2 separate regions of the Homo sapiens genome follow, and region 2 is linked to region 1. The links are chromatin loops, found by intact Hi-C in ENCODE. Cell type or tissue: HepG2. All regions are shown on one strand. Region 1 has its middle 21 kb from the start of SPCS3-AS1. Region 2 overlaps GLRA3 (glycine receptor alpha 3).

Region 1 (8,000 bases):
TTTTAGTACATAGCAGGTTTTTGTTATTTCTGTGAAATGTAGCAGAGTTGAGGAAACAGAACCGAACGGAACACAAACATTAAAGTCTCTTTGCAAAGTCATATGTATTTTTTTTTTTTACAGATAATTGTAGAGCAAATTGAATAATTCTTTTACCTTGTTCAGAACAATGAGTCTTTCTTCAGTATCTTTGGTGTAGGAGACAGATGTTCTCTGAACAACAGACTTAGTATTTTTCTGGTAAGAATAGAAAAAAATCAATTTCTTAGCTCAATCATATAGATTAATTTCTTAATGATCTTGAAGCGTATAGGAAAATATACCCTCATTTTAACCATGTGGCCTAAAAAGGGCCAGAGAAAACAAATAATAAAGCTTTGAATGGAAGTTGGCGTGAAAGACAAAATGCACCAGGCAATAAAGATAATTTTGCTTTAGATATTATAATAGGGAGAATTTTCATTTCTGCAGCAGAATGTGTCAAAGAAATGAAGGAGGCTTGGGGTTTTATAGAGGCAGGTAAACAAGGGAGTCAAGGGGAAGGATGGGGGGGGTCAGTTCTTGGATATGCCAAGGGAGGTGGTTCCTTGAAGTTAACTGTTTCTCACAACATAAAAGGTTTTTTTTTAAAACCATTGCTTTTTCCTGGGAGCACAGGGCTCTGGAAATTTTCAACAATGTCACTGCCTTTAGGAAAGCTAAGAAAAATACGGAATCCTCTACTGTGACAGCAAGGATATGGGTCAGTATCCAGGCAGTGACAATGGTCAAAGCAAATGTGTAACAAACCTAATCAGGAGCCTAATCCCCTAAAGAGATGAGGAACCCAAAATCCAAAATGATTTATAACTTTAACTTAAAGACGGATAGTTCACTGGCCACCGACCAGCTCTTTGCACTTGATTGTAAATCAAGAAATTCAATTAAATATTTGCTCAGCATCTTTTTTTTTTCTAGCAAGTTCTTTATTTTAATTTTAACTTGAAATCAGTGCATTATATTAATAACTCCATTGGTCGTTTGTCTACTTAACAATCTTTGATGATCTTTCCCATAGTGAAATGATCCTATAAAACCATTGACAGGTTCTAAGATTTTTCCTTTGTCTACCCATCCCTACTAACTAGAAATACATTTCTGGGAAGTAGTCTAACAATAATTTCAGTTTTGAAAAGGGTCATGGATGGTAAGGAGACTATATTGTTTAAAGGCCTTTATTGATCCTTTTATAGATTTACTGGAAGTTGAAAACTAGCACAAAGAGGTCCCCTGTACTCCTTCACCTAGTTCTCCCTCATGGTGACATCTTACTAACTATAGTTCAGTATCAAAACATAGAAATTGATGTTGGTACAGTTAATAGACTATTCAGATTTCATCCATTTTACATTGTTCATTTGTGTGTGTTAGTATCTTTAATGCGCCAGACATTGCTTATACTCTGGAATGGAATGTGGTGATACAGACAGTTCTTCAAAACACTTTACACTTTCTTGGGAGGTGTTTGGTTTTGTTTTGTTTTGTAATGTGGCCTCAATTCTCAAACCTGCCTTTAAGATTTCTCCACTTGTCTTAGAGAGTCAAGAATTAAAGTATTCCAACTGCAGTGAATATTAATTAAAGAATAAATATATTAAAGTGGGTTGGAGGCAGGGGAATAACATGTCACTTGTCACATTGAGCCAGCTAGTTAGAATTCTCCTGACGGATGCAAAGGCCTAGGAAGCTTAAGTTCCTAGATAGCTGAGAATCTTTGCCATGAGTGAAAACAATAAGGAACATCACTACCTGGTTGGAATTGCCAAATTTGGCCAGGCGGATCAGTCCTTTCAAATCTAAGTCTCTGTGTTGGTCATTTTCCTTCCAGCAAGGAAGATCCATTATTTAACAGGTATACAATCTCCAGGAAAACCTATGAAAGGTCTGTCAGTATCTTCTGTGCTTTTATAACACATTCATAACACACACACAAAATTACAGTTAAAGTTTCACAAAATACATACACTTATGGGGATATGCTTATTTATTCTTTCATTCATTTTTTTAAAAATTGGTGGTTATTACCTGGTAAATCAATTTCAGGACCGTTGTTTAAAAGAAAAGTCAGTTCAAACAGTAGTAAGAATTGTTAGGTTGGTGCAAAAGTAATTGCTGTTTTTGCCATTAAAAGTAATGATAATAACAGCCTAAAAGTTTTCATAATAAGAGCTACAATTTACTGGCTACCTATTATGTGGTAGGTGATTTTCCAAGAAAATGACCAGTCATAACATTCTTGGGATTCATTCATTCAACACATAGTTATTGTGCTCCTATTTGCTAGGCATTGTTCTAGTTGACAGAGCAGTGACCAAAGCAGGAAAAAAAAAAATTCGCTAATGGAATTTACAGTCTAGCAGGGAGAATGTTTAACAGACACATGAGAAAATCATATTTCATGTCATAGGATGTAAGTACTATGAAGATAAATAATTAGGGAAGGGAGATAAGGAGTACTGGGATGCTAGTTTAAGTAAGATGGTCATGGCAGACTTCTTTCACAAGGTGATATCTGAAGGAGATGAAAGAGAAAGCCGCAGGGATACTGGGTGGAAGAGAAATCCTGGCTGAAGGTGTAGCAAGAGCCAGACCTTGAGGCAAGACACATATTGGAGAATTCAAAGGATAGGACAGTGGAGTTATGATTCAAATGCAAAACAATAGACTCAGGACATTGAGCTCAGGGTCAGACTTAGAGGGTCCTGAACACAGGTCTAGCTGACTCCAAAGTCAGTGCACTTTTACAAATAACCACATGTGCTACTGACTGCTCATCTACTATGTGTCATTTTCCAAACTCTTGCTCTAAATATTTGATGGCCATCTAACGTTTTCTGGTTAACTAAAAGAGTCAAATTACCCCTGCTAGAAATCACATTTCAAAGGAAATTGTCAACAAAAGAAATACACTCAGGACTACAAGCTTTCCAAACATTAATAAGAGGCAAATATGTCTAGTGCATTACTGTTTCAATTAATTAAATGATTAGTGAGATAGCACTGGAGAATCATTTTCACTATAAACGAAATATTTTTTAATCTAGTGTAAGCAGTAAAGTCACTAGAGAGGAAAGTAATTTTTCCAGTTTCCTGATTTAAAAATTTCTTTCTTTACGATAAAACGTGATAGCACCAGAGAGCCTTTGGCATGGCATTATGCACTGTGTAGACCTGATACCCTGAAGCTTTGTATTTCATGTTACCTTTATGAGGCGGAAAGTCTTCACACTGGCCAGATATGTGCTTGTGAAAAGGTTGGGTAAAAACAGTGCAATCATTACAGTGGTTTTTTCCCGAATGGGTTTTTTTTGTTGTTTTTTTTTTTTGCTCATAACTGGTCCTTTGGTGCCCTCTGGTGATACAGCTCATGAAAACAAGTACTAGATCGCTAATTCTCTCTCTCACACTATAGTATTGCCATCTAATGTACACAGTTTACAACACCAAAATGCAGAAAGAAAAATTACCCACAAGAATAATTGTACACTTATCAGTTTATTTAGTCTTGCCTCACATAAAAATTGCTAAAAGCTTTGAGTTGAGAGTGGTAATGTAAGAGAAAGCAATCTCTAACTTTGTGGGGTTTTTTTTTTGTTTGTTTGTTTTTTTAGTTTTTAGAACATGAGACACCTTCTCACTCTGTCACCCAGGCTGCAGTGTAGTGATGTAATCTGCACTCACTCTGGCCTGGACCTCCCAGGCTCCAGCAATCCTCCCACCTCAGCTCCTTGAGTAGCTGGGAACACAGGAAGGCGCCACCCCGCCCTGCTAATTTTTGTATTTGTAGAGATGAGATTTCACTATGTTGCCTGGGCTGGTGTTGAACTCCTGAGCTCAAGTGATCCACCCACCTCAGCCTCCCGAAGTGCTGGGATTTACAGATGTGATCCACTGCACCCAGCAGCAATGTCTAACTTCATAAACTGAGACTATGCTAATCAGTGACAAAGAACAAAATTTTTAAATTTCTAATAGACTAACAAATAAATCAGTCTTACCACTTCTCTGTGCAGATTGCCAGTAAATCTCCTTTCATTGAAACAAGGCAAATAAATTAAACATGGTGAATAACCCACTGACAGAAAGCATGGTATTTTTCTGGGCAATCTGAACTACAAATTGGCTGACAACAGGAAACAGTATGGCCCTACACTACATGATTTTCTATCATTAAAACTATGGAAATATTTTCCTTGTCCTCATGTCCTCATAGATATGTCTCTTTTAAATAGCATAGAGCTGGATTTTTAAAATCCAATCTGGTAAGCTATTTAAATTTAAATTGGTGGTTATAGTGATTAATAATGTAGTTGGGCTTGTTTTGCCCCTCTTATTCATGTATAATGTATTTTTATACTTGTTTTGTTCATATTGTTTTATTTTGAATTAATTGAATCTTTGTCTTTATTTTATTATTTTGTATTCATTGATTTAAAAAATTTTATGTTAACCTTGAAATACTGTCATGCAGATTTAATAAATTCTTAAGCTAATGATTCTTACTAGTTAAAAATGTAAAGTATTAAGAATGTGAGCTCCACGAGAGCTGGGATTTTTGTCTTTGTCCATTGCTGTATTCCCAGAGTCACAGGATCCTTGGGGTGTTGTCGCTTTTCCAGCCAGAAACCTCTGTGGCTGCTGGTGCCTTTGCCCAAGTTTTGCTCAGGCCTGCTGGGCTCATTCTGCCCACTTAGCCTGGCAGGCTGTGCTCGACTCGCGTTACTGGCCTGGATCCCTCACCTGCCAAGGGCAACCCCAGTGCAGAGTATTGAGTGGTGTGTGAGCAAGCGAGTGTGGGGTTCAGTCACTGCACACACTGAGGTACGCCTGCTGTGGTGGGGTGGACAGCTCCAGGTGTTGGCAAGGGTGCTGGCTCCCTGCTAGACTGTGGCTGGACCAGGCATACCACAAGCATCTTCCATGGCTGGCACGGGGGAACATGGTGGTGTCCACAAGCTTGGAGATGCCAGGAACTGCAGACCCCCAATGAGGGCCTCACAGCCCTGGCTTGGGAGCTCCTAGATCTGGGCTCCTCGAAAGGCTGCAGGTCTTCTCTTTTTCTCTCTTCTTTCCTCCTTGTTGCCTGCAATGTGGTGAGCAAGGGGCATGTTTCAGCCCTGCTTGTGTTACAGCTCTTTCAGCCCTGCCATATTTGGCAGTTCCTGAGTTCTTGTCCCATGTCCAGAAAGAATGAGGTATGTGGACAAGTGGAGAGTGAGCAAGGCAAAGAGATGCTTAATTGAGGGACAGAGCAGCTCAGAGGAGACCACAGAGGTAGCTCCTCTCTGCAGCCAGGTCAACCTGTTGTCTGCAGCCCTCAGTGGAGAGGAGGCCCAGAGTTGGTAGCTCCTATCCACAGGCAAGTTGTCCCATCCTCTACCCAAGCCTGGCTGAGTCTGGGGGTTTTATGGGCTTTAGAGGGGAGATACTGCATGCTGACTGGTCCGTGGGCAGCCGTGGGCAGGCCCAGAAAAAGCACCATAAGTTTTCTATCCAGTCTGCAGAACTGATAACCTGACCCCCAGGCTTCACTCTGTCCCTGGCTTGAAGGTGGGGCTTCGCTGGGTGACCTGCTCCTTTGTGCCCAGGAGTGTGTCTACCTCCTGCCACCATCAACCTGCCATGCACAGTGCCCAGGCTGTTTGTGCCAAGGGGTGCCTGTAGGCCCTGCACTGAGCTGCTCTCAGCCCCCACCTCAGCCTCCCTCCTGTGCTTGTCAGTGCCCAAAGTCGGATGGGGGCTGAGGTGGCAGGGGCCTGGCATGTCAGCACTGCCTCAAGCACACACACACACCCAGCTAGGTTGTGACAGCACCCAGGCTCATCCTCAACTTTACTACAGAATAGGAGTGGGTGCCAGAAGCAGGGAGAGGCCAGGCATTGGGAGCAGGCAATTCCAAGCCTGAGGGGGCAGGAGGGTTTCCTGGGCTCTGGAGAGCACAGGTGTTGGGAACAGGCCCCCAAAATCCGGCCATAAACTGGCCACTAAACTGACCATAAACAAAATCTCTGCAGCACTGTGGCATGTTCATGATGGCCATGACACCCATGCTGAAGGTCATGGGTTTACTGGAATGAGGGCAAGGAACACCTGGCCTGCCCTGGGTGGAAAACCACTTAAAGGCATTCCTAAGCCACAGACTAGCATGAGCAATCTGTGCCTTAAGGACATGTTCCTGCTACAGATAACTAGCAAGGCCCATCCCTTTATTTCGGCCCATACCTTTGTTTCCCATAAGGAATACTTTTAATTAATATATAAACTATAGTAACAATGTTTATCACTGGCTTGCTGTCAATAAATGTGTGGGTAAATCTCTGTTTGAGACTCTCAGCTCTGAAGGCTGTGAGATCCCTGATTTCCCACTCCACATGCTATATTTCTGTGTGTGTGTCTTTAATTCCTCTAGCGCCGCTGGATTAGGTCTCCACGCCTGAGCTGGTCTCGGCAAGTGGCGCCCAATATGGGAGGTTTGAAACCAGGTCAAAGGGTCCCCGGAGTGATGGTTGGAGAATGTGGAACTATGCTGGAGGACACCTGAGTACTCTTAAGCAATCCCTATGGTGAGTAAGAAGGGGAGCTCGGAAGCATCAGTGTAACAATGGGACAAGTGTGGGCTCTGGTTCGTTCCACCTTGGAACCTTTTCACACTGATGATGAGGAGAAAGGAGAGTATAATGAAGTAACAGAAGAAGTAACAGAGCAAGTTTGTTTGCCTGCTAAAGCTAAAGTGGCAAAGGAGGGAGAGGTTTATCCCTATCCTTCTGCACCCCCTCCTTATTTTGAAGAAAAAGAGTGGCCTGACCCTCCAGATCTTTCTTTTCTGGAGGATGCTGGGCAAAAAGTGATTGCCCCAGTGACTGTTCAAGCAGCGCCTCAAGCGATCGCTCTCAGTTCTATTCAGGCAGGAATTCAGCAAGCTAGAAGAGAGGGTGATTTAGAGGCTTGGCAGTTCCCTATTAGAATACACCCCCCAGATCAACAGGGAAATATTATAGCTACATTTGAGCCTTTTCCTTTTAAATTACTCAAAGAATCTAAACAAGCTATTAATCAATATGGACAAGGTTCTCCTTTTGTAATGGAACTGTTAAAGAATGTTGCTGTTTCCAGTCAGATGATTCCTACTGACTGGGATGCTCTTGCTCAAGCTTGTCTAACTCTTACTCAGTTCTTACAATTTAAAACCTTGTGGGCAGATGAAGTTTCCATTCAGGCTGCTTGTAATGCCTAGGCCCAACCTCAGATTAATATAACTGCAGACCAACTTTTAGGGGTCGGCGGCTGGGCTGGTTTAGATGCACAAGTGGTCATGCAGGATGATGCCATAGAGCAGCTTAGAGGAGTGTGCATTAGAGCTTGGGAAAAAAATCACTTCAGGAGGAGAACAATACCCTCCCTTTAGTTCTGTCAAACAGGGACCAAAAGAACCATATGCAGATTTTATAGCGCAGTTACAGGAGTCTCTTAAAAAGGTGATTGCAGATTCAGCTGCTCAGGATATAGTGTTGTGGTTATTAGCTTTCGACAATGCTAATCCCAATTGCCAGGCTGCTCTGTGACCTATTAGAGGGAAAGCACATTTAGTTGATTTTATCAATGCCTGTGATGGTATCGGAGGTAATCTGCATAAGGCTACTCTGCTAGCCCAGGCAATGGCAGGACTGAGAGTGGATAAAGGAAATACTCCGTTTCCTGGAGCTTGTTTTAACTATGGGAAGCATGATCATACCAAAAAAGAATGTAGAAAAAAATCAGCGAGTCAGGCTGCCAAATAGGGAGAAAAGAAAACTGCTGAGCCTGAAATATGTCCAAAATGTAAAAGAGGAAAACACTGGACTAATCAGTGTCACTCTAAATTTGATAAAGATGGGAACCCGATTTCAGGAAACACCATGAGGGGTCCCTCCTGGGCCCCGTTCTAAACCGGGGCATTCCGGCTCAGACCATTCCCTCACCAC
Region 2 (8,000 bases), 1.6 Mb before region 1:
AAAAAAACCTTGTCTACATATACAAGCATGGAGTATCTCAAAAAAAACATAAATTTATACCTGAAAAATGAAGCCAAACTAAGCTACATGTGTATACTTCAATATGGTCATTTTGATTATATTTTCATACATACAGAATGAACATTTATATCTTAATATCAAACTCAGGAATAAAGCTTACCTTAAGAAAGGAAGTTTCATGTATTTGTACTGTTTAATTTCTTAAGATGGTGATAGTTTTTTTTAGTGTTACTTATAATCCATGCATCTTGGTATGCCTGTAACTTTTTTTTAATAAAAAATACTTCAAAAAGAATGTCTAGTAGTTTAAAGATTCCCTTAACATATATATAGATATATGGAGAGATAGATAGATAATATCATTTTTTATGCTGTATTGGCTTAGGTATCTCTCGAGAATCTAACGACTCAATAATTTAAAGTAGCATTTATATATAAGTGCTTACTGTTGCAAGTAAAATGTGAGCCTATCATTTGTATGAAAATTGAAAAACTGTAGGTTTGGACACTTCTGTGAGATCACACTGGACCCTCAGATCCTTCCTTCCAATGTGCCATGCATCTATGTACACCGACACCTGAAAAACTATTAACCCAAAATGTCTCATCTTTTTTGTTCTCATTTTATAAAAATGGTTTATTTTATGGGCACTGGTGAAAAGTAATGGTTCAATGTATAAATATTGATTTAAATCACATAGCAGCACAATTCTCTAACTTTCTAACATATGTGTAACAAGATGGAGAGTCATCTGTTTTTTGAAGATAGATAAAACCAATATGTTCATTTAAAAATACTGTACTACTGTATATACATGCCCAAACTACTATGGAGACTGTGAGGGGTAGGATTTAAAAGGGGTATAAGCAGGCTCTGGGATGCTACTTTTGACTTGAGTGTGGTTACATGAATGTGTGCACTTTGTATTAATTCACTGTACTTCACTCCTATAATTTGTGCACTTTTTTGCATATGTATTGAATAAAAAGTTAGGAAAAGGAGGCTCATTATTTTATCTTTATAATGGAAAAAAGTTTATGATTCAGTAATAAGTAAAGAAGTGATTTGTCAGAATAAAATGATTACATCATCCTTTGTGCTTAGCAAAATGTTTGGTTCATTATATGCTCCCACAAAAAGATTCACTGAATGAATGAATGCATAAACCATGTAAAAAATATGTGCAGTCAAAACATTTAGAAGTAAATATAAATGTAGCTAACTGCTAATAGTGCTGGGTTTGTGTGGGGGCGTTATGGGTGGTTGTTTTCTCTCTTTTTCAAATTTTAAAATAAATAATGGACTTTTAATGTCATCGTGGGTGTAGCCAGTCCCATAAGGTGCTTCTATGATGGAAATTTCTTTCTTGCTTCTGTCATAGTTATGCTTCATAGTGTGTGTATATATATACATATTTCTATTTTGGAGTTTTTCTTAAAAGTTTGACAGTTAGCTGAGAACATCTGGACCACCTATAGCCAGCCCCCATCCCCAGATCAGATCAAATGGAATTCCCTTTTACCTATATCATGGAAGCTGCTTATCATCTCAGTGATTTTTTTCTTCAAGATTATTCATTTTTGGTTCTTATAACTAGGTATTTTAAGTACTGGAAGGCATAGGGTTAGAGAAATCACATATTAATGCTGTAGACATTCATAGTCCTGCAGACTTTTTCTGATGAAAAATAAAAGCTTTCATTTAAAGCTTTTTGTCTAACTTCTAACGTTCTCACCTGTGATCACCAAATAGATATGCTCTGCCTGACACACTTGGCGTGTTAAATTTTAAATTTGTGAAGGTTTTTGTTTACTTTTAAATAATCTTTTGAATTAAGATATAACAGCCATTCATAACATACACAAGTCTGCAGTGTCCATTAAAAGATTCTGACATATGCATATACCTGTGTTACTACTACCCAGATCAAAAAATAGAACAATTTTGGTACCCAGAAGGCTCCGTGGTACCTCCTCACAATCAGTTACCAACCACCTCCCACCCCTGACCAAAGATAGTCTATCAGAATTCAGAAGTCTTTTATCATCAGAATTGATTTTTTCATGTTATTGAACTTCATACAAACGGAAGTAATTGGTACATGTTCTATTGTGTTTGTTTTCTTTAGCTCATAATTATGTTTATGAGAAATATCCATGTTGTTGCTATGTAATATTCCATTGTCTCAATTGTGAAAATTAATGATGTGACTTGGGGTTATTACAGTCATACCCAACTAGATGGGAGTTAAGGACCATGGGGAAAAAGCACTCAGGTCACAAAGCTCCTGCTCCAGGAACTGTCTGGCAAGCCAGGCTGCAGAAATAACTTGCTATATCTTAAAACCCATTTTACCTAGTAACTGCTTCCATGTAACTGCTACCTTCCATGCCTCAAAGATTAGTTTACCTTCCACCAAGATTAGTTTTACCTACCACCATCACTCAACAATTACAGCTTGCCAAAGCTGGAAGAACTTGTCTAGGCCAATGAACTTTCTTTCAAAACATTTTACAAAACTTTTCTCTTAACCAATAAAACCCCAATCTTTTCTTTTGTTCTGTGGACACCCTGAAGACCAGCCAGGTCTGTGTGTATGCACCAAATTACAATTTGGTTTTTGCGTATATTTCCAAAGAAAACCTTTCTTTGCATTTGCATTTCTTTGCATTGTTAGACCCAACTTAACAAATGCTTTCATCCTGGCACATAAGCCTTATCCACAACTCATCATAGGTTTGCAGGAGCACACTTCATATAAAAGCCACTTAATGTGGAGATCTTAAGCTTCCCCTCATTGAAATAATCACGTGCTTCTTTTATCATCACAGTTTAAAAGGCAGGACAGATGTGCCTCTCTCGCCAAGACCATGTTCCCAAACAGTAATGATGGTAAACTAGTTTTATTTTTAATTTAATATTTTTAAGAACGGGAATTTCCAGTAGTTGTTAAATCATTATCTGTTTAAGAAGAATGTGAACTTGAAATAATTGAGGTGGAACAAGTCCTTAAAGAATCTCATTATGACTCATATATGAGGGTAATAAGGAAGTTAAAATGCTCATAATATTTGTAGAAAAAAGTTTGGTGACTATGTGTAAAATAATGAAACTGTACTCAAGTGAGAATGGTTGGTACTACATGAAATTAATCAGATTAACAATATTGGGAAAGGAGTTTAACAGCTAAAAAGAGATTTGAGTTTATATTGTTAAACTGCACACGCATTTTTTTAAATTTGTGCAAGAAAAATATGAAAAATACATTGTTTGAATTAACTTAATTAACAAAAAGTGGCCTAAAAAGTAGACTAATAGAGAAATTTTCCCAAGGATTAAAGAATAACCTCAAATGGGAGAGCTGTATTTAAAAGTGAGACATACCAGTTATAGACTAGACCAGCAGAGGGAGCTCAATATATTTAGCCAGTAAAGACATTGAAGACAGTTAAGATTCTTGTTAAGCAGACACATATGGAAGAGGATAATTACGTAGTTTTATTTTAAATATGAATTCTCAGACATAAATATATTCATTAATGATTACAGATAATTTGAGATTCCATCCTCTCAATTTTAATTGACTGCCTTAGTTGAATTCAATTATTCGTATTATAAGAACAGAAGTCAGCCTGTGCGACAGACTCCGTCTCAAAAAAAAAAAGAACAGAAGTAAACTATATTCAGCGTAAGAAGTGTGAATAAGTTTAAAAAATACATTAACACATATATTAGCATTTTTACTGAATTAAAAAAATACAGCAATAGAATAATGAGATAAAGTTTTGTTGTAGAGTCGTGATAGTGGACCCTGTGAATAAAATACAACAACTTAACCAAGTGGGAGCAAAACATTTTATGATTCTTATGATAGAAATATACTAACAAGTTCTAATTTTCTTTGTGCCTATATAGATGAACATCAAAATCACAGCTATTTTAGCTGATACCATTAAAAATTAATAAATATTGAATCTGATCATTTTAATGGAAATGATATATGTTTAGAAATTTGGAAGAATAAAAAGAAAAATACCAAGGTGGACATGATTAGGTTTGTAATACTTAACTTCTGGGATATTTGAACAATGTTCATTGACACTGCTTGAGACTGTGAAGAAGTGAGTGATAGATGCTCAAAGTGATTTCAAAAGGAATACATAATGATGGAGTATGTAGGTAAGGAAAGGCTTGCATGCTGAAGGAGAGAAATAAAACTTATGGTGAGAGTGTGTTTGCAATATCCTGCAAGCTTTTGCAGAATGCTATTCTATAAAGTCTGGCTAAATTGTTAAGGTAAGAAATTTAACTGGTGTAGCCATCTTATAGATTGTGTTATAACAGTTTTAGTGGTAGACTGATGAATTATGTCATAAAAAAGGCACTTTCAGAAAACTGGCAATCTTTAAGTCTTAATGGGAAGGAAATCTGCCTATGCCCTCTCTTTTTTCCAAGTCCCTTCCCTCCCTACCCCATAAAGATGGGTAAGACTTTAAATCTTTCCAGCTATTGCTGTGGGAAGTATTTCATGGACGCAATCATGTAAAAGAAAAATATAGAGAAGTATATTTCCAGGTTTTTAGGATTACACATGTATAGAAACAAAATGAGAAAATTGCCAGGGCTGGAAATACAATTTGAGAAGCCTAAATAGAACAAAGCCAATAGTGATTCCTTCAACTGTGGATTTTATGGACTGAATATGTACAAATGTTGGGTATAAATCAGGGCCAATTTTTCCACAAGAATCTAGAATATATCAAAGTCTAAAACAGGATTATAGCCACTTTAGAGAAGAAATTGCACCAGAACCAGACTGTTTCTAACCAAATGACATACGTCTTCTCTGCGTTTACATTCATATACACACATTCATGTTAACTTAGATTGTATCATATTGAAGATAATTCTATATAATGCCTCCAAATTTAAATTCAGTTCTTTTCCACAAATGCTTATTGTAGTTAAGCTATACTAACTTTGAATAGAATCACAGAGATGCTGGTAAATGACTTATATTGCATACATGAGGGAAACAGCTTTTTTTTTTTAAATGATGCCTGTATAAAGCCTCTTCCTGTTGAGATAGATTCCAACACACACTCACACACACCTCTACACACACTTACACCCTCATATATGTAAAAATTTGCATATTAGATTGTTTTTCCTAGAAAATTTACTACCTATTTACTATTCTAAGTAAATAGAACATAATTCTCTAATATTGGTTTTTTAAACTAATAAATCCTTAAGTATTTTATATCATCTTTTAGTTAATATTAACTTTGAGAAGTATCACAAACCATACTTACTAAATTTACAAAGACAATTCTAGCTAATTTAAGAATCATCATCTATACAGTTTCAAAAAAAATAAAATTGGCTGCTAGACAATTTTATAGATGTTCAGTGGTTCATGTGTCTATTTCTGCATTTTATTACAGTTAAATTGCCCAATAAAAGCTAAAGGGCAAAGCAGAGATACCATGTGCTCTTTAGAAAAAGCTATAAAATTTAAGACAGAAGAAATTTGGTCTGTAATGACAATTTTTATGTTTTTCTGGCTTTAATAACTTGATTATATAAAATGTTTTCAAATACAGTTGATAAAATCTATAAGTATAATGTTTTGGCAAATACCATATTCATTTGAAAAAGTAATCGAATTGAATATTTAAAATAACATTATAAACAAATTTGTAAGTGGGGTACAGAGTAAACATGTAAGTATTTACTACTCTGCTTATGTCTGGATATTAAAGATTATTGGAAAAAAATAATTGCTATGGTGACATTTTAGCTTTTAATTTGAAGTTTAATATTAGATTGTTGAATGGAGAAAATCAATGTTGTTTTCACTTATATTTATATACTCTAATATACCATCTCTAACTGAAATGTTATTACCTGCAGGTGACTGTAATTTAATTATACTATTAATTTTACATTTTAAAATCTTGTTATACTAATTTGGGTTTTAAATTACATAAAATGTTGCCATTAATGTAATTACAGATTACTCTAGTGTGAAACTTGTTGCAAAGTAAAATGCCTACCATGGTCGTCTCTGCGATAGAGCCAAAGCTGTTGATGAATATGTTGCATGTGACATTAACTGGAGGGCCTGAAAAAGAGATGAAAACATAAGGGCTGTTTAGAGACTTATCTAAAACATTTTCAAATAATTCCTTGCATTCCATTATTATTATTCCATTTTACACACACACACACACACACACACACACACACAGATGCTTAAAATTGAAGCAATAATTCCACACAACAATATGTACTGAGAATCACAAGGTTCACAAGGAACACTGATGCTGATCATTTTTTTACCTCTCTTGGTCTTAGTTTTTAAAATCTAGATGTCTCTAATGGCTCTGTAATGCCTGATGCTGTAAGTCCAGTTTCTAAGCTCATTCAGGGATAGTTTCTATTGATCTTTTCCCCGCTGCATGGGCTATACTTTTCTATTTCTTTGCATGTCTTATATTTTTTTTTGTTGAAAATTGAATACTTTAGGTAACATAAAGTGGCAACTCTGGAAACCAGGCCTTCCCACCTCCAATCCAAAGTTTGTTGTTGCTGGTTTTTCTTGCAGTTGTTGTTTGTTCTTTAGTGACTTACCTGGACCAATATGGTAAAGTTTTCATTTCCCTAGAGTGCACAGCCAGTGAAATCTCCATTTAGTGAGCTTAGTGGTAAACTAATATTTGATTAGAGATTTCTTTAAAGCCTTGAGCCAATAAATCTTCCACTCTTGCCAAGGGTCTTCCATGGGTTTGGGGACATGTCTTCAGTGCTCAGGCAGTTTACAACTCTACCTTACCCTTCACTTCCTGCTTGCACAGAGCCTGATGTCCACCAGAAGTGAGATACTGGGACTCTCTGAGGACTTCCCTGGACAGGCACACAGCCCTATGTGCATATGTAAACTCCAGATTGCAAGGATATGTTAGAGCTTTTCAGAGCTGCCTAAGAACATAGAATTTTCCAGGTCCTTTATAATTTTTGTTCAGGCTCTTACTTGTCCCAACTAGTGTCACAGCCTTAGGCAGCTACAATGTTAAACAATCTTCTAATTATTTTCCACAAATGCCCTAGAGATAGAAATTTTTCCCACCAAGTGAGTTCTTAGTGAAGTCAAATAATGGAAAGCTCTTTGAGTGAGGCTCTTCCAGGGAGCTACCAGACAGGCAGAATACTGACAAAGCTCTGGGGATGGACCTTCTGAGGAATTCCAAACTTGGTCAGCCAGCTCTGGTGGTTTTACAACTTCTATTGTTTAGGGGTGGCTGGATTGCAAGGCTGCTGTGGAACTGGGAAGGTCGGTGAAATTAATATCCCTTCTGTTCTTACAGAAATTCATCAGTTTTTCTTGAATAAACACTCTTCAGGTTGTTGTAAGCTTTTTATCAATTTTAAAAGTTCTAACGGTTAATCTTGACAATTTTGCCAATGTTTTTGTTGCTTTTTTGGAGAAGTGAACTTATTGAGTTTCTCACTCCTCCATTCTGGAAATTTCTTATTAATGCCCGACTTAGTATTCATCATAAATCCAAGGATTTTTATTTTTATAAGGCCCATTTATTCATTCCTTTACTAAATATCCAAAGCCTTTGCACACAAAACTGAAGAAGACACAAAAAGATTATCATCTAGCAGAGAAGGAGGAGCAGAAATTGGTAAATTGTTGTAAGTTTCTTGCTGCCAGGCACTACCTTAGCTGATTCATAGATATTTAATCCATAGTAACTCTGAAAGAGGGAAATATTCCATCATTAACATTTTAGGGAATTAAAGCACAGTGACCCTACGTAAGATGCCAGTAGGTAGCACATTTAGAACGTGAACCATTGCTCTGATTCTAGAAATCATTCTTTTCCCACCACCTTGTTTATATGACCTTCAAAACATTTCATTATCTGGCCACAAACTTTGTTATTAGGCAGATACCTGTATAAATAGA

The links. Peaks named below come from ENCODE experiments on the same cell type or tissue, not always from the same donor. Only the 100,000 strongest peaks of a DNase experiment are listed, where the experiment ranks them.
Region 2: it touches region 1 in a loop (10-fold over the local background); 6 of 110 quality-filtered maps call a loop at or near these places.

The regions. Positions count from the first base shown.
Region 1 is chr4:176,337,758-176,345,757 of GRCh38, forward strand. No RefSeq gene overlaps it. Among named protein-coding and RNA genes, the nearest start is that of SPCS3-AS1, 21 kb to the left of the region's middle. In HepG2, a CTCF peak has its summit at 3,388 (motif pointing left); no DNase peak of the experiment used is centred here.
Region 2 is chr4:174,760,882-174,768,881 of GRCh38, forward strand. It overlaps GLRA3 (glycine receptor alpha 3), which reads right to left. Exons shown (of 10, transcript NM_006529.4): 3 at 6,082-6,149. Among named protein-coding and RNA genes, the nearest start is that of GLRA3, 64 kb to the right of the region's middle. In HepG2, a CTCF peak has its summit at 3,430 (motif pointing right); a DNase peak (open chromatin) is centred at 3,420.